2 separate regions of the Homo sapiens genome follow, and region 2 is linked to region 1. The links are chromatin loops, found by intact Hi-C in ENCODE. Cell type or tissue: HCT116. All regions are shown on one strand. Each heading gives the region's core, and the rest is flanking DNA. Links, peaks and the distances in the headings are about the cores only.

Region 1 (9,910 bases), core at 604-8,603:
TGGGGCTTCAGCGTGCTGCTGCTGCACAGACAACACCTGCATGGGACGTGGAGGAGGCATCAGCAAACCCAGATTGAGGGGGCTGGAAGAAATCACTGGGCTGAACTCGGAGTGTGTCAAGGTAGGAGAGATAAAGACCTCCCGAGGAGCTGCTCCAGGTGAGAGAGGGCGGCAGGTGCGACCACATAGCAGACGGCAGGTACAACCACACGTGCAGCAGGTGACCCTGCCCCGGGTCTTCTTCCAGGACTCTGAAAAGAGAAGCTGTCAAGGGTATTGTTGTGTTTTAATAAATTGGACACTAGATAATACAGTACTTAATTCAGTATATAGATAATGGATTTGATCATAGTATTGCATTACAATTAAATTTCCCAATACTGATAACTGTGCTCAGGCTGTCAGGAAATACACAATGAAGTATCTAAAAATTAGAGAACCACTATGTCCACAACTTACTATCAAATGGATCAGAAAAAGATAGATAGATAGATAGATAGATAGATAGATAGATAGATAGATGATTAGATAGATTAGATAGATAGATAATGTGATGGGGCAAAATGTACCAGTTGATGTGTCTGGGTAACACATTGTCTACAGTTGTAAAAATTATTCTTATAACATTTCCATAAGTTTGATATATCAAAATTTCAAAAATACAAATAATTTCATCCTCCAAAAATGGCAACAATAAATGAAGGAATGAATAAATCGAACTTGAGTAAAAGTTTACTTTTATTTATGAAAAGACATATGAGAGTGAGAAAGCAAGGCGATGTCTGTGTGCATGTGTGTTACAAAAGAGTTGTCCACGTAGCTCATAAATATATAAGCAGCTTTGCACCACCCATGGACATAGAAATTGGTGCAACCACTTTGGAAAAGTGTTTGGTGATATCTACAATGGAGAAACACACACACATACACACATACACACACATGCACTTGTGAGTTAGTAGTTCCACTACTCCCAATATAAATGACTGCTATGCCCACCAAAATACAGACACAAAAATGTTTATAGCAATTTTATTGATAAGAGCTAAAAAACTAGAAAGAATCTAACTGTTCAGCTGTAGTTAAATGGATAAATATGTTGCATAATGGAATATTATGTTGCAACAGAAAATATAACAAACTGATTACACTGCAAAACTATGAATCTCACTGCTATAATGTTGCTTGACAGAAGCCAGAAGCAAGATAATACATATGATAACATAAGATATGTATTCATATGAAATTCAAAATAGAAGTGAAATGAATCTTCAGAACAGGTTGTGGTGATGTTTGCTCCCAGGGCTGCTGGCTGGGAGGGAGCAGGGATCAGCCTTTGTGGTAGATGTGTTTAGTATCTATACCCAGGTAGTGTGCACACAGTTGTGTATATGGGGAAAATCCACTGAGCTTCATGTTTGAAATTTGTGGTCATTGCTTTATGTAAATGATACTTCAATATATAGAAAACTAAAATTAAAGATAAGGCATCCTTAATGTAATGCCATAGAATGGTGACACATAGAACAACTAGGGCATGATAACTATGTTTCATTAATTTTTCATATTTCTCTCATCATAATACATAATGATTTCATGGCATTTCATTTTATGCATATGCCATAACATTTTTGATAATTGCCTGTTCTTGAATATTTAGTTTATTTCTAATATTTCATTTCCAATAGTTTCTCTAAATAAACACTTGATCAATTGTCGCCTCTGTTACAAAATCTCACCGTACATGGTTTTTTTTTTTTTTTTTTTTGAGGCAAGGTCTCACTCTGTCAGCTAGGCTGGAGTGCAGTGGTGTGATCACAACTCACTGTAGCCTCGACCTCCTGGGTTCAAGCGATCCTCCCGCCTCAGCCTCCTGAGAAGCTGGGATGTCAGGAGCACGCCGCCATGCCTGGCTATTTTTTTCTTATTTTTGTAGAAACAGAGTCTCATTATGTTGCTTAGGTTGGCATGCTTATTCTTTTGGTAAAATGCCTGGTTGTTAAATTGCTGAGCACATGGTAGGAACCATGCTAAAGTTGTTCTAATGCATTCAAAATGTCTTCTATCAAAATTGTGTACTAATTTATGTTCCAGCATGACAGCCCCTGAAGCATTCTGATTATGGAGACTCTGTTCCTCTCCCCACCACACAAGCTCTTTTCATCTTCCACTTTTCAGTTTCCAGTATCACATGTGGGTCACTTACTTGGCCCACCCACATAGGTATTAATAATGTATTTATGGCCCCAACTTTTCCTAAAGGGCTCATATTTAATGTCCAACCACGTGGATGACGTTCACCAGCTGACACCGGAGGGGGTTGATGTTGACGCCTCTTATTTCTCTTCCTCCTCCTCATCCTCTTCCTTGTCTTGCCCCTTCGTGTTGCTATGGCAAAATAATATTCAAGGCAGTGTGACCTTGTGAAGTAACCAATATAATAAATCGGGCTGAAAAATCCAATCTAATTTATAGATGACCAATCAATGCACACATACTTTTCAAGCAAACATTTATAACTCTCTTCAATGAGAAAAGTTTTTTTGGCAAAAAAACCTTTGGCAAAAATTTAATAATGTTCATATTCACTTCATTTTCCTGAAGAAATAAAGGTCATAAGCATTCCCACAATATATCCCTGAGCCTACTGCTGGTAATAAATCAGTATTCTGGTAAGTCTCCAAACTTCTAAACCATAGAATAGACCAAGATTTAGGATTGAAAATAAGTTTTTCCATTGCATTTTGAAAAAAATAATTCACACGTGCAAGGATGGCATAGAAGGCCTTTGTGACAGAGCCACTGTTTAATCCCCAGCCTCATCTCCATGACCAGGGCCTGCTGCCCCTCCACCACCCAACACACCCACCCCAGCAGCCACTTCAGTGTCCTGGTGTCTTCTTGGGATGGTCTGCCCCTTCCACCCTCTATCCCACACCTGTCGCCTCTTCATTTGTAGAAGGAGTTATTTCAGGCCCCACCTAGAATAACCTTCTTCAGGAACCCCTTCCCACCCCAAGGCCTCCCCTCCTCCTCCCCTCATCCCCAGGGCTCACTGACCTCTGTGCAGCTGTCCCATCCCTGTCATCGTGGCTGTACTGTGGGGGCCCAGCCACGAAGTCAGCCTCACTGGCCCCACGGACCCTGCCGCTTCAGAGACCCTCACACGGAGGAGATTTGTCTCTAAAAAGACGTGGAGAGCTCCCTCCTGAAACTGCTTTTGAGCTGCCTCTAAGGAGCAATGTGACCTTGATCAAAGGGCTGCCTTGGCCTCTAGAAAGGAGGAGTGTGGAACTGAGGAGGCCTAAATCCCCTTCCCCGTGTCATGGTTTCCAAGGAGGACGAACAAGCTCCCCCCACACCCTTAACCCTGCTGCGTGTCCCCCACGCTGTACCTCGGTGTCACCACGTTTGAAAGACAGCGTAGATCTGCCTGCAATCACACAGGCTTCTGCTGACGCTGGCCTAAAAGTGATCACAGCGGCAGTCCCGACCCGATCCGCCGGCCCCAGCTTTCACAGCTTCAGCACTTGACGGCTTCACGAGGGATCCCATTAAGCTGTTGCTGCATGATAGATACCCAATATATTTTTACCAAATGAGTCAATTTGAATAATAATCTAGACTTGAGGTTAAATGAAAGCACAGAAAGGGTCAAGAATTATTAAAAGAACAGTTATCAAATGTTATAGAAATTCACCATTCAAGGAACGGGGGAGGTGGGAGAAAAGGTGCAGAATCCTTGTAAGTCTTTTTAGGACTGAAAGTCGAGAAAGCTAAAGTGAGGTGGTCATGCATCCATCTAGTGGCCAGGCTCAGTAACAGGAAAATTCCCCTCAGTCCCTACAGCAAGGTGATTCTCAGGGAAATCATTGGGTTCCTGAATCCCACGAATAATCAGTGATGGCTAGGTTATTTTTCTAATTATTGATTATTACAATAGTAACAAAAATTAGTTAATAGAGAATAAATCTAAGTAAGTTGAAAAGATATAAACAAATGATTAAAGGAAAATTATGCATTCCTTAATCGTGTTTTGAAATAAAAGCTAAAATAAAATACACCATGATCATTGTTCCCTATGGATTAATAGTTTATAATATATTTTACTCGGCTCACAAATGTGCCAAGCAAGACCGAGGAAGGCCAGACACTTTGCCTGAAGCCACACAGGAGCTTAAGGAACTCACGCAGGGTCAAGTAAAAAAGCAATGGAGCTGGGATCCAAAGCCAGAATTAGGCAACTTACACCACCAACTCGGGGGTTTGATGTAATAAGAGACGAGGTTAAGTTGAGTTTATTTATTATGCTTCACATGCTTCCAGCTGCATCTGAAAGGTGAGGGTGCATGGGATGGAAGAGGATCTAGCGGGTGGACGTGATCACAGCAGCTGCATCTGGAAGGCGAGGGTGCATGGGATGGAAGCAGATCTGGTGGGTGGAGGTGAGGACTACTGCAGCTGCATCTGGAAGGTGAGGGTGCATGAGATGGAAGATCTGGTGAGTGGACATGAGCATCCTGGGTATACTGAGTAAACTCAGCCAAGGATGCACTGCAGGAGGTGAGGAAGCTGACTGTGGTTTGGACGTGGTTTGCCATCTCCACCAAGTTCCATGTGAAACGTGATCCTCAATGTGTTAGTGTTTGGAGGTGGGGCCTGGTGGGAGGTGTTTACATCCTGGCAGGAGGTGTTTATGTCCTGGGACTGAATCCTTCTTTGTGAGGTATTGAGTGTGGCTTCACTCTCAGAGACTGGACTGGCTCCCACTGGAACTGTTGTTACAAGGTGCAGATTCTCCTTCTGCTTGGTCCTCTCCACATCTGTTCACTTCTCCTCTGACCTTCTCCATCATGTTATGACCCAGCTCAGAAACCCTCACAGGGAGCCAAGGCCAGGCCCTTGAACTTCTCAACCTGCAGAACAGTGAGCTAAATAAACATTTTTTCTTATAAATTACCCAGTCTCAGGTAATTCTCTTATAGTCACACAACAGGGAGATGGAACACGCCTGACGGGCCTGCCTCTGTGCCAGAGCAAGGTTTGGGCAGCTCGGGCCACCTGCACAGCCATGCAACCAGGGTCCCTTGAGCATGCAGGCAGGCCCTGAGGATGAAGTGTTGACAGAGACCAGCGACTTCTGTCTTTGGCCTTGAACAATTTCTCACCCTGGGTCCTCATTTCTTCTCTACAAATTCCCCTGGTACTGTGTTCACTTACTGCCCTGACCATGCTCCTCCAACCATTAAACCGCTACCCAGCTGGTTTCCCCTAAGCAATCTGGGGTTTATTCTCTGCTTTGCAGAATCCTTGATGTCCAGCGATGCTTCCGGTTCTCCTTCTTCTGGGCACCTGTTAAAACTGCACTCTTCTGCCCCCTTGAGGTTGTGCCGGGGCATTTGACTTGCCTTAGCCAGTGAAAAGTGAACTCTGCCATCGCTGGGAAGAAACCAGCAAGAGCCGAGTTCTTTGTCTCATCAGAGACACCAGACACGTTCTAGACCTTTGCAGTCCAGTATAGGAGACACCAGCCACATGTGGCTATTTAAATTTAAATTCATTAAAATGAAATAGAATTAAACATTCAGTTTCCCGGTTGCATTTGTCACAGGTCAAACGCTCAGAGCCATATGTGGCTCGAGGCTGCCATGTTGCACAGTGCAAATCCACAGAGCGTTTCATCCAATGGTATTGCCCTTGAAGGTGGGCATTCCACAGCCCGCGGCCCTGACGAGGGAAATGCACAGAGCCTCCTCCTGACCCGCAGCGCACATGTGGTAAGAAACAGAGCACACTTATTGTTAAAGAAACTAATATTTTGGAGTTTTTGTGTCAGTAGGACAATCTATTCTATCCTGTGTGTTGCAAGTTTCTCCCAAATTGCTAAAAAATAAAAGAGTAGCTCAAAGCCATACAAAAAAAAAGATAAAGAACATTGGCAAAGTAATCACATAGGTAAATATAAAAGCCAGCATCCACTGGGTATGGTGGCTCATGCCTGTAATCCCAGCACTTTGGGAGTCTGAGGTAGGTGGATCACAAGGTCAAGAGTTCAGCCTGGCCAAGATGGTGAAACCTGGTCTCTACTAAAAATACAAAAAATTAGCCAGGCGCGGTGGCAGGAGCCTGTAATCCCAGCTACTCAGGAGGCTGAGGCAGGAGAATCGCTTGAACTCAGAGGGCGGAGGTTGCAGTGAGCTGAGATCGCACCACTGCACTCCAGCCTGGGCGACAGAGTGAGACTCCGTCTCAAAAAAAAAAAAAAAAAAAGCCGGCATCATTGTATTTTTGTTTGTAACTCCCTTTTTCCTTTCCTACATAACTTGAAAGGCATAGGTGAGAGTTTTAGAGACTGGAGAAGCAGCTGTACATTCTGGACCCTCAGTGATACAGGTGACCAGAGTGTGGAGATGAACTAGACGTGGCTCCATCGCAACCCAAAGCCACGTGATGCTTTGTAAAAATGTTTCTCTGGAATTAAGTTTCAAAATATAAAGCAAGAATTGTCCAGAGCCGGCACCATTTACACATGTACCTCTTTCCACCATGATCTTGTCTGTCCAGCTATTACTAAAACCAGGGAGGGGATAAAACAATAACTGTAATTGCTGTTAACTTGGTGCACGCCACACAAGGGCATCCTTTGTGACAGCAACATCAGGCTCTAGAGCTGTGTAGGAGCAGAGTCTGTATGTTCCAGAAGCTATGCTGGATCAATTCAAAATAGATCGCTGTAAGATTAGAATGTTACTTGTAATGTCAAAGGTAAGCATAAAGAAAATAACTAAAAAGTGTATACAGACGAGAAATTAGTCAAGGATCAAAGGAGTAGAGTACGTCAATCAAATACAAAATAAGGCTGTATAAGGGGAATCGTGAACAACAAAGACTTGAAAACAAATAGAAAAATGGCAGAAGATCCTTCTTGTAGTTAATTACTTTAAACATAGAAGCATCAAACTCACTGGCTAAGGTATAAACTTGGCAAAATTTTTAAAATGACCTAGTAATCACAAGATTTGCTTTAGAGCCAAAGGAATAGGTAGGGTGAGGGGGATGGCAGAGAAGTCGTCCTGCAGGAAGATATGGAGAAGGAGCTGGGGTGCCGCACCAGGACCAGAAAAACAGACTTTAAGTCAAAAAGGGTCATAAGAGATGAAGAATAATTGATAAAAGAGTTTATTGATCTAGAAGATAGAAAAATTACAAGCAAATATACATCAAACAGAAAAACCCCACACTATATGAAGAAAACATTGACAGAATGGAAAGGAGAGTTCATAAAAATGTCAATATTCACTTCAGTAGTGACAAGAACAATATTCAGAGGAGTGATAATGACCTAGATGACGCCCGCAGAAAACCCCACCCACCAACAGCTGAACCGACATTCATCTCAAGCGCACACGGAACATTCTCCAGCATAGAAGAGATGTTAATCTGTGAAACAAGCCTCGACAAATGTAAAAAGACTGAATTCATACAAAGCCTTGTCTCTGATCACCAATAGAATGAAGAAATCAAAAAATTAAGCAACACACTCCTCAGCAACTAATTTGTAAAGGAAAAAAAATTGCAAAGGAAATTAGAAAATACTTTGGGATAAATACAAACAAAACCAAGGTTTACCAAAACTTATGATCTGAAAAGAAAGCAACCTTCAAAGGGAGATTTATAGGTAAAAAGGCCTGAAGTAAAAAAAAAAAATAAAAATAAAAGATCTCAATTGATAGCCTAACCTTACTAGAAAAAGAAGAGCAAACTAAACCCAAAGCTAGCAGAGGTGCGGAGATGCTGAAGGTTAAAATGCTGATCATCATAGTAGATGAGAGGAAAAAAAATAGAATCAACAAAACCAAAGATTACATTTTTTTGAATAAACAAAATTATCAAACCCTTAGCTCATTGACTAAAAAAGGAGAGATGCTGTAAATAGCCAAATACAGAAATAAAAGTGGGTACATTACTACCACCCTTTCAGATGTTGAAAGGATCATAAGAGAATGCTGGAAACAGTTGTATGCCAACAAATTAGGTGTCCTGGGGAAATGGAAAGAGTTCTGGGGACAGAAATTACCAAGCCCAACTCAAGAAGAAATACAAATCTGAACAGACCTATAAGGAGTAAAGAAATCGATTCAGTCTTCAAAAATTCCTCAATAAACAAAAGGCCAGGACCAGATGGTTTTATTGGCTAGTTCTAGAAAACATTGAAATAATTAATACCAATCCTCAAACAAAGTAATCTCCTTCCAAAATACACGCAAGGAGAGAACACTTCCTAACCCATCTTGTGAAGCCATCATTACCCCAACACCAAAGCCAGACAAGACACAACAGGAAAAGAAAACTGCCAACCAGTGTCTCTTATGAATGTAAACACTCGGAAACTCTACAACAAAGGCAGCAACCCAAGTTCAACAACATGTTAAAGGGATTTTACACCCTGCACAAGTGCGACAGATGCCAGAAATGCAAGTGTGGTTCAGCCTCAGAAAATCGATGAATGTAACACATTACATTAAGAAAAGAAGGAAAAAATTATCTTGATGCAGAAAAAACATTTGACAAAATTCAATATTATAAAAACACTCAGCTAACCACGGGGAAGGAGGTCTCTCTTCCTTGGCCCAAAAATGTCCTTTTGGGGCTGTGAAAGTATAGATACAACCACCTGGGACACAAGCTGATAGTTGCTGAAGCTGGAGTTAAACACACAGGAGTTCACTATGCTTCTGTCTACTCCCATGTTCTTGAAATTTTCTGTCATAAATGCTTACATCATCACTTGTAAAAGGTACATTACTTTGACTACTTTCATCAGAATAACAGGTCTTTATATTCTCAGTATACCTAAATCATCACAGGACAAATTTGCCTTCCATTCTATGTCATGTCATTTAGCAAAATGTACATTAAGTGCCAGTCTTTGGGCTAATGCATAAGCAATGTGTGAGAACACTGTCTTAGTGAATTTGAGCTTCTCTAAGAAAATTCCATAAACGTGGTGGCCTCTAATAACAGAAACCTATTCTCCCAGTTCTGGAGGCTGGAGGTTCGAGATCGAGATGGTGGTGGATCTGCTGTCAGGTGAGGGCTGCTTTCCAGTTCCCGGACGGTGCCTTTTTCCTGTGTCCTCACACAGCAGAAGGGACAGGGGAGCTCTCTGGGTCCCTTTCATAAGGGCACTAATCTTATCATGATGATTCATGAGGCTCCACCAGCAAAACCTCATCACCTCCTAAAGCTCCCACCTCCTAATACCATCACTTTGGCCATTAGGTTTCCAACTGTGGATTTGGGGGACACGTTCAGTCTATGGCAGGTACACATGGAGATGATTCTTGAATCTGAGCTTCAATCTATTAGGGTAGAAAAAAAGCAATGAAAATATGATATAAAATATACTTCATACACACACACAAACTTTCATACCCAGTAAGACAGCTAATATTTAAAAATGTACAGACAAAACATATAATGACAAGCGTTTGTTGGGTTGTGGAGGAATCAGAACAATTAAGCATTCATGGTAGAAATATAATACTGTGCAGTCACCAAGAGAACTGTGTAAAGAGGAATATAATATAGTCCAGTCACTGTAGAGAGTTGTATGGAGAGGAATATAACATAGTTGGTCACTGCTGGGAACTGTATGGAGGGGAATATAATATAGTGTGTTCACTGTAGGGAACTCTGTGGAGAGGAATATAATATAGTGTGGTCACTATAGGAAACTGTATGGAGAGGAATATAATATAGTTGGTCACTGTAGAGAACTGTATGGAGAGGAGTATAATATAGTTGGTCACTGTAGGGAATTGTATGGAGAGGAATATAATATAGTTAGTCACTGTGGAGAACTGTATGGAGAGAAATATAATATAGTTGGTCACTGTAAGGAACTGTA
Region 2 (9,910 bases), core at 1,050-9,049, 430 kb before region 1:
CCCTATTCATGAACATAGACTATCTTCTTCATTAATTTTTTTCTATGATTTCTTTCATCAATTTTGTAGTTCACCTCATTTAAACATTATACATATTTTGTTATATTTACACCTAAGTAATTTATTTCTTTTAGTGCTAATGTAAATGGTATTGTGCTTTTTAAATTTCAAAGTCCAGTTTTTCATTTCTGGTACCAAGCAAGGCAATTAAATTGTATATAATAAATAACCTTGCATTCCACATCCAAGGACTTTCAGTATGGTGTTGAAAAGAACTGATGAGAAGAGACATCCTTGTATTGTTCCTGATCTTGGTGGGAAATCATCTAGTTTCTCACCATTATCTATGATGTTAGCTGTGGGATTTTTTGCAGTTAATCTTTATCGAGTTAAGGAGGTCCTTCTCTACTGTTAGCTTACTGAGAGTTTATATCATAAATGGATGTTGGGTTTTGTGGAATGCTTTTCCTGCATCCATTTATATGATCATTAGGGTTTTCTTCTTTAGTTTGTTAATGTGATAAATTACATTAATTTCCAAATGCTGAACTAGTCTTGCATAGCTGCAAAAAATCCCACTTGGTTGTGGTGTGTAATTCTTTTTAGACGTTGCTGAATTCCATTTGCTAATATTTTGTTGAGGATTTTTTGCATCTATGTTCATGAGACATATTGGTCTATAATTTTCTTTTCTCATAATGTCTTCATCTGGTTTTGGTATTGTGATAAAGCTGGCCTCATGGAATGCACTAGGAAGTGTTCCTTCTGCTTCTGTTCTCTGAAAGTGATTGTAGACAATTGGTATAATTTCTGCTGTAATGTTTGGTAGAACTCACCAGGGAACCCGTCTGGCCTGGCACTTTCTGTTTGAGAAAGTTATTAACTATTGATTTAATTCATTTAATAGATGTAGGCCAATCTAGACTGCATTTTATTGTGTAAGTTTTTGCAGATTGTGTTTTTTAAGGAATTGGTGCATTTTATCCAGGTTATCAAATTTGTCAGCATAGAGGTGTATGTCATGTCCATAGGATCTATAGTAATATCCTCTCTTTGATTTCTAATATTATTAACTTGTGTTCTCTCTTTGCATATGTAGCCTGGCTATTGGCTTATAAGTTTATTTATATTTACAAAGAAACAGCTTTTTTTTTCCTATCTTGATTTCCTGTCTTCAGTCCCTGATTTCTTCTCTAATTTTCATCATTTATTTTCCTCTACTTACATTGGGTTTAAATTGCTTCTCTTTTTCTGGTTTCCTAAGGGGAAAGCTTAGAGCTTTGGGGAAATAAACTCCTGCTGTTGAAAAAAAAATTATTTTGACATTTCTTCTAATATATGCTTTCAATTCTATATATTTCTTTCTTATCACTGCTTTCACTGCATCCCACAAATTTTGATAAGTTGTATTATTTTTAGTTGAAAATATTTTTAAGATTTCTATTGAGATTTCTTCTTTGACCAGTGTGTTATTTAGAAGCGTACTGTTTATTCTCCAAGCATTTTGTGACTTCCCAGCTATCTGTTATTGATCTCTAGTTTAACTCCATTTTGGTTTAAGAGCAGACACTGTACAGTATCTGATATGGTTTGGCTGTGTCCCCACCCAAATCTCATCTTGGATTGTAGCTCCCATAATTCCCATGTGTTACGGGAGGGACCTGGTGGGAGGTAATTGAATCATGGTGGCAGTTTCCTCCATACTGTTCTTGTGGTAGTGAATAAGTCTCATGAGATCTGACAGTTTTATAAGGGGAAACCCCTTTTGCTTGTTTCTCATTCTCTTTTGTCTGCCACCATGTAAGATGTGCCTTTCGCCTTCCACCATGATTCTGAGGCCTCCCCAGCCACGTAGAAGTGTGAATCTATTAAGCCTCTTTTTCTTTATAAATTACCTAGTCTCAGGTATGTCTTCATCAGCAATGTGCAAACAGACTGATACAATATCTGTTCTTTAAATTCGTTAAAATGTGTTTTTATGGCCCAGAATGTGGTCTGTCTTGGTGAATTCTTCATGTGATCTTCAGAAGAATGTTATTCTGCTGTTGTCGGGTGAAGTAGTCTGTAGATGTCCATTATATGCAGTGGATTGATGATGCTGTTGAAATTTGTTATGTCCTTTCTGATTTCTGTCTGGTGGGTCTATCCATTTCTGGCCAGTTGCACTCTTAAGGCTGGTGGGTTGTCCGTTGTCAACTCAGCAACCCTCCATTTCCCTTCTCAAAGCAGAAAGAGAAACCAGGTTCTATGTTTCTCCAGATCCTTTCCCATATGTCTCGGGGTGAGAGTTTGCTGAAAGAAACTCATTAAAGATTTAGGAGGTAAAGAGGAGATGTCAACCGTTTTTGAAGTCAGATAAGCACACCCTTGGGTAGATGGATCTATGGGGCTACCCAGCGTGTCCTGAGAGCCACAGCTTCAACACTGTCAACTGTGGGAGATGTGCAAGCGTTCCAGAGTTTTCATGAGAATTGCAATAAATTTCTGTTTTTTTTCCTCTTAAGAACTGACAGTTTTATAGTTTTTGAATATAATATTTTCTTTTTCTGGGGGGGGGTTGTTTGTTGTTTGAGACAGAGTCTCGCTCTGTCGCCCAGGCTGGAGTGCAGTGGCATGATCTCTGCTCACTGCAGCCTCTGCCTCCCGGGCTCAAGCAATTCTCCTGCCTCAGCCTCCCAAGTAGCTGGGATTACAGGCATCCGCCACCATTCCCAGCTAATGTTTTTTTGTATTTTAATAGAGATGGGGTTTCACCATGTTGACCAGGCTGGCCTCGAACTCCTGACCTTAAGTAATCCACCTGCCTCGGCCTCCCAAAGTTGCTGGGATTACAGGAGTGAGTCACTGACATTGGCCAAATATCATATTTTCGACGGCAGACTCTCTGCCCTTTGCATTCCAGCAATCCCAACTTGGTAAGAACCCGTTTATCCCCATCTTCAAACTGTTACAGCTAGAATTCCTGGAGCTGCTCCCATTTTCCTGACAAAATCCTAGTGGGTAGAGTTTAGTGTTGGATAAGGGCAGAGGGCTGCTTAAAGCTGCAGTGGAGAACATGGAGAAAGACAATGACAAGGCCCAGGGACTCATGTTTCCACTTTAAGGCATGAGTGGAGTGCTAGAGAGCTTCAGGATTTCCCTGAAATGATTCCTTATTTCTTATAACTACAGAGTTAAGACTTCTGAAAACTCAAGCCCATATCTGATTTTGCAGGTGGCTGAGTAATTCTATCTATCAGGCAGTGAGTCTCTCTACAGTTAGGGCATTGATGGGCAAAGAGTGGGAATGAGAACAGATCCCAGCATGTCTGTGTCCCTTTTGCACATTCATATCCTACTGACTTTCCTTCCCCTTCCTCCCCTATCGGCAGTCACTGTTGCCCAGAGGTCCTAGAATTATGTTTTCTGAGGCAACAATTTAGCAGGACAATGCTGACTTTCCTCAATATGCATCTGGCCACTCCCCATATTTCTAGTCTCATAACTAGCCCCAAATCTTATTATGAAGCCTAATTTCAGAAAAGCTATCCCATGCATATCTAAAGAATTGCAATGCAATGGTCATGACAATGGCAGAAATGAACTTTTGATTGTGCATGGGAGTATGTGTTTAGGGTTGTAGAATCCTCTGTTGGATTAGACCAAATGTATTAATATGGGTGCAATGACTAGAGATTCTGGATTGAATGACTGGAGATTCTGAATTGAATGAGTAGAGATTCTGGATTGAATTTGTTTAATTACTTGAGAGAGACTCTATTGGTTTCCTTGGTTAGTTGACTAACATCAGGACTCACAGTGGCCACACTAAGTGTGGTTGAGTTGCCATAGCTTCCTTGGTGTGTGGTCCCAGAAGGAATTCAAAGGGTTATGGAAGTAGGGTGCATACTCCCATACCTGCTCCCTTGCTGAATCTACATTCATTTCTTTGCCAAAAAAATTGAAAAAACCCTAAGTGAGGAAGGCTCCACCATCCCAGGAACTCTGCTGTGGCACTTTCCTGCTGAGCAGGCATGGTACTGGGCTATGCCACCACTGAAGGTGGCTCCTGGAATCCAAAGGGATGGTGGACCCTGGACGGGATGGCAGAGCCCAGGCAGCAGCACTGAACCTTCAGATCAGGTGCGTTGGTTCCCTTCATGGGTGGCAGGGCTGATGGTTTGACCTGCAGATCTATCTAGCCATGGCTAATTGATCATGGAGCTCTTAGGTTTGAAATAGATGGGGAATACATTGCAGTTGCAATTGATTTGCGTAGGTGAAAAATCTCCAGGTCAGGTGGATAGAGACTGGACTTACCACAGTAAAGAGGCCTGGGCTCTCAATCAATTTCAGGGAGAGAGTCAGTTCCCAGAACAGCAGCCCTGAATAAAGGGAAGTCCAAGTCTGTTTGAGGAAAGCCCACCAACTCTTTGTACTGCAGATCTCCCTGTTAGCCTCCGTAAAGCAGAGATTCACATCTATGAGTGGTGGACAAAAAATGCTGCTGGACCCTGGCTCTGGGGCGATGCCACGTCCTTGGAGCCCCAGTGCCTGCCATGGCCCCTGTCACAATGTGGGACTAATGTGGGTCGGGGGACAGCTGCCTTTGTCTCGGACTCATCCCACACTTGTCTCAGGGCCCCAAACACGCCTTGGGGCTCTTTAACTCCCCTGAGTACAGAGCTGAACAGATATGTGTCCTACTGGTGGAACCTCCACGTTGGTGTCTGGACCCCTGGATTCAGGCCCATCATGGTTGGGTGACTGGACATCCTAGAATGGCTTTTCCTTTGGAAAACGGAAAACCAAAAGCCATGCTGTAGGGAAAACTTGAAAGATGTGGAGGAGGTAAATTTTATTCCATTTCTTTCGATTGCCTCTTGGCTCAGGCAAAAAGCAAATAAATTATTAGCAAGGGAGTGCTCTATTGTAAATATCAACAGATGGAACTCCAGTTCCAGCTATTGTCCCAGATGTGTTCTGTATCCCAGAGCAAATCAAAAACGTCCCTGATACCTGGTAAACAGCTATGAAAATGGCCAGTGATTCTTTCTCCTGCAGTTTCTAGCTGTTAGCACACATCGCCAGAAACAGCCTGCCTTTGAATGGCAATAGCATACTTTGTGTTCCGGCACCGAAGCCAGAACGTACTCATTCTTGAGGAAAAAGGCCTTGCTTACACAGGATGTAACGTCCTGTTTCAGTATTAACCATAACACATGTCATTAAATGGAAAACCTGGCGTAACAGGAAAGCAAGCTTCAGCTCTGTATTAGGAACCCCTTCTTCTGCTAACATGGAATGAAGTCCCCATGGTCTGCTGAGTAAACTGTCAGAGCCAATTTCTGTGAATGGGGCTTCCCACCCTGACCTGCTGTTCAAAATAGATGATTTGGAAGGTTCCTTCCTGCTCAGAGTGTCCACACCATTTTTCCCAACATAAGATGTCAACTTTATTTCTAACAGTTAAGTTCAAAATCACCTACAGGCAGGATCTGCCATGAGTTCGTAATCATAGTAAAAGCTATTATAGGTGACTGAAACGTGTTTTTTAAAAGGACTAATTTAAATTTAAAAGGGTAGCTCCGTGAAAGGTGTTAGTGACTTTTTTTTTCCAATTAGGTCAATTTTTATCAATGGTTTTCATAGCACTTAAGAACTTAGACTGTAACTTAGACTAGAAGTGATTTTCTATTACAGTATCTTACTTTAACATTTGAGACGTCTTTTTAAAATTTCCCACTGAACTGGAGAAAAATGACATTCTGTAAAGCTTCTTGCGCTGAGATATCCTGGGGTGATTACAGGCAGAACACACCAGCCTCGCTGTGGCCCTGCCAGGCTGTTGTTCTGCGCCCTGCCTGTGGGGGCGCTGGAGAGCAGCCCACCACCTCCCAGAGCGCCTCACTCGGGATCAGTGGTCCCATCACAGACCAGGTACAGGTACGAGAGGAACCGGCAGCTCCTGCTGCCCGCCCCCGAGACATCCCAATCTGTGTCTGCGCAGGGATGTCACACTGAGTGACAGCCGTCATCGATCTCCCTTTTTCTCTGAAGAGAGACATGTCTCAGAATTTGCCCAGTGAACATACGGACAGTTTACTCGGCTGTAGCTGGCTACAGTATTATATGCCAGTGTGGATGAAAATGCATAGATGTACTAAAAAGGGGAAACTATATGTTAATGTATATGCATGTATGTGTATTAAGATGTTTTAACAACTTAAAGTAGTAAAATTTTCCAAAGCAGTAGAGTGAATAAGATTCACTTTGTGGAGGTAAATCTAGTTTTTATATTACAAAGGATTCTTTGCATTCAGTACAACTGACATTTTTCTTTTAGAATTAATTGAAGCCAGAATTTACTCTGAAAAATGAGGAAGTGAAACCATATGATTTATACGTCTTTTAGAATTTTAGCATTTTAATGAACTTTATGCATCGGAAAAATTGAGATTTTATGTCTCATTAGCATTTCTCTAATAATTTATTTTGTATCACATAAGAATGTAAACATATGATATGATCAGTCTGGTTCAAAAAGTATATTTGTATCAGTCCAATATTGTAATAGCTCCATTTATAAGATTTACATATAATTTACTAGGATTTTTTTTTTTTTTTTTTTTTTTTTGAGATGGAGTCTCATTCTATTGCCCAGACTGCAGTGTAGGGAGCCATAATAGCTCATGCAGCCTCAAACTCCTTGGCTCAAGTGATCCTCCCACCTCAGCCTCCTAAGTAGCTGGGGCTACAGGTATGCGCCACCATGCCTGACTAGATTTTGTTTTTATTTTTTGTAGAGACAGGTCCTGCTATGTTGCCCAGGCTGGACTTGAACCTCTGGCCTCAAGTGATCCTCCTGTCTAGGCCTCCCAAAGTGCTTGGATTACAGTTGTGAGCAACTGGTGCAAAAATTTGTTGTGGCCGAGTGTGGCAGCTCACACCTGTAATCCCAGCACTTTGAGAGGCCAGGGTGGGCAGATCACCTGAGGTCAGGAGTTCAAGACCAGCCTGGCCAAAATGGCAAAACCCCATCTCTACTAAAAAAAACTACAAAAATTAACCAGGCATGGTGGTGGGCGTCTATAATCCCAGCTCCTTGGGAGGCTGAGGCAGGCAGAGTTGCTTGAACCCGGGAGGCGGAGGTTACGGTGAGCCGAGATTATGCCACTGCACTCTACACTGGGCGACAGAACAAGACTCTGTCTCAAAAACAAAATGAAACAAAACAAACAAACAAACAAAAAAACTGTTGCTCACAAGAATTTTACTCTCTCTGGGCTAGGATAGAAGTCATGAAGGTGTGTCTTGCCTCTCTATCAATTGTGATGTGTTTTCCCACAATAAGCAAAAGGATAACAGCACTTCATCTACTCGAGACTTTTTGGCTTTGGAGGCCAAGAAATATGCTGATCCTTGTTGTTGTGACTCCTTCCTCTGCCTAGCACAAATTAGAGGTCGATAACTACACATCTTGAATGAAGACACAGATGAATTCTGAGTGAGCGTGTAGGAAGTGATTCCCCGTTTAGTTACAGACTGCTGCGTGTGCCTGCCTTGGTTTCACGGAAATTTACTGCTATGCAGATGGGGTGACTTTTGGGTACTAGGGCTGTTTGCCCTTCCTTGGAACTAAGAGTTGGCTAATTGAAAAGATAAACACTGAAGAAGAAATGAGTGCATGCCTATTAATCTTCGTGGGACAAGTTAAATTACCAGCCTGCTTGCCTTTTGCTGCAACTCACAGAATTAAACTCCCGTGAGGGCTCTGCTGGCTACCTTGGGCCCCAGGCGTGTGTCCTGGACTCGGCTCCACTGCCTCTCCCCTTGACCCTGTGTCCCCCAGGTCACTTATCAGCACAGGGACTGCTCTGCCCGTCATCTCACCCGCTTCGCCCTCCACCTCATCTCTCAGCTGTAATACTGTCTCCACCTCCGCCCCCACCCCACAGGCACCAGACTGACCACGCGTCCCCACCACATGCTTCCTGGCATCAGCCCTATGGTGAGGCTGCACTCGGCTTCTCTCTTCCCAACAGCCAGAATGAGTACCTCGGGGATAGACGTCTGTTTCATCCGCCTAACCTGACGTGACATTGGAGAAAGCTCATCTCCATGGAAAGCATCCTGCACCGAATGCATCCTGACCCCCACCATCTTATGTGATCCTCAGAGGTCTCACCTGGTGTCCTCCACGGCACACATTCTATGCACGTGTGCTGCTGCCAGCCAACAGGGAGCAAAGGCGTGAAGGCCCTGCAGGCTCCAGCGCCCGGGCGGTACGGGGAGACCCTGTGAAGCCCTGACACCTCCTGTGCTCAGCACGATGATAACACTTCAGGAATCCCGGGTGAGTCACCTGCTCCCTGAGTTCCAGTGCTCTAACATGGGCTTCATCAAGTGTATTTTACAGCGTTTGTGAGGATCCCTGACAGGAATGCTCGTGAAGTGCCCCAGTCAGCACACAACAGTCGACAGTGGGCAGTTTATTAAGGTCCTTTTGTAACATGATTTACTAAACCTTTGAGCTTTCTTTCCAATTCTAACACTGCATCTATGGATAGACTCAGTGAAATATCAACTATAGAGACAAATAATTCAAATACAAGAATAATAAACAGAATAACTATAAAATGTAATTCACTTACCACTTCTTCATGAGTTGCATTTTCTACATGTATGCCATTAACCTGAACAGATGACAAAGTAAGAATGTTGAGAATAACGATTGATTAATACAAGTTAAAAATAAAAATGCAATCAAGTTAAGGATTAACGTGTACAATACTGACCTGGAGAACAGCATCTCCTACGAACAACATCCCTGTCTGGTCAGCTGCAGGGTGGCAAAAGTGGCAACAGTTTTAAGAGAAATCTCAGTGACATGCTTTGTTATGACAGTCATTTAAGCACAGGGCTTGCAGTAGCTGAAGTGGCCACGTGTGTGTGTGTGTGCATGTGTCCACGTGAGCAGATGTGTGTTTGTGTGTGCAGGTGCAGATGGGTGTGAATGTATGCATGTGTGTGCATGTGTGGGTGTGGGTGGCATGCATGGGTATTTGCGAGTCTGAGTGTGTGGATCTGTTGATATGTGCATGCCTGTGTGTACACATGGATGTGTGTGTGCATGTGTCCACGTGAGATGTGTGTGTGTGCAGGTGCAGATGGGTGTGCATGCGTGGGTGTGGGCGGCATGCACGGGTATTTGCAAGTCTGAGCATGTGAATCTGTTGATGTGTGTGCCATGGATGTGTGTGTGCATGTGTCCACAGGGGTGTGGGAAATGTGAACACATAGCAATAGGCGGCCACTTCATAAGGAAAGCTAGATTGGCCTCTTCATAAGGAAAGCTAGATTGATTTACGTGCATTAAGAGAGCTGCCTTCCAGTCACAGAAGACTTGTTTAGTGTGGAAAACGAATGTCACTTCCTCGTAACAAAGGGTTTCATTACAGGATATGGAAAGTCTGATGCACATTTTTCGTTAAGTGTGCAATAAACAAGGAATTCCCTCAGCCACTTAGCATTTCCCCTCATTCTCATAAGCAAACGTACAGAGACGGCTCTGATCAAAACAACTGTACCTAGAATATTAAAGGCAACAAAGAGAAAAACTTTGTATGAGAAAGTTTGACTATAATCTATGCAGCATGTTTTCACTTAACCTTTCCATTGTCAGAGAGGCAGACAGAGCCCCATTCAATACAACTGAACAACTCTGCACAAAAGCTAAGGCTTTTTTCCCCAATTTTTGCCTTCACATAGGTTTGTTTCAATTTTAAATCTTTGTTTAAATAGTGGAAAACAAGTAATAACCTGTTCTTTGAAAGTGGGAATGCTCTTGACAAACTATATACAGATTAACTGTCAATTCTAAATATTACTTCTAGTGTTTAGCAAATATTAAATCATGTTGAAACTATAG

The links. Hi-C counts contacts between places; a loop is a spot of excess contacts. Peaks named below come from ENCODE experiments on the same cell type or tissue, not always from the same donor. Only the 100,000 strongest peaks of a DNase experiment are listed, where the experiment ranks them.
Region 2: it touches region 1 in a loop (2.6-fold over the local background); 7 of 110 quality-filtered maps call a loop at or near these places.

What each region holds. Positions count from the first base shown.
Region 1 is chr2:709,939-719,848 of GRCh38, reverse strand. It overlaps LOC105373358 (a long non-coding RNA gene), which reads left to right. Exons shown (of 4, transcript XR_001739247.2): 2 at 5,612-5,777. Among named protein-coding and RNA genes, the nearest start is that of TMEM18, 37 kb to the right of the region's middle. In HCT116, for the core only: CTCF peaks have their summits at 3,804 (motif pointing left) and 5,374 (motif pointing left); DNase peaks (open chromatin) are centred at 3,804 and 5,378; H3K27me3 peaks cover 1,247 bases.
Region 2 is chr2:1,136,533-1,146,442 of GRCh38, reverse strand. It overlaps SNTG2 (syntrophin gamma 2), which reads right to left. Exons shown (of 17, transcript NM_018968.4): 5 at 8,778-8,821; 6 at 8,634-8,675. Among named protein-coding and RNA genes, the nearest start is that of SNTG2-AS1, 190 kb to the right of the region's middle. In HCT116, for the core only: a CTCF peak has its summit at 5,846; a DNase peak (open chromatin) is centred at 5,855; H3K27me3 peaks cover 320 bases.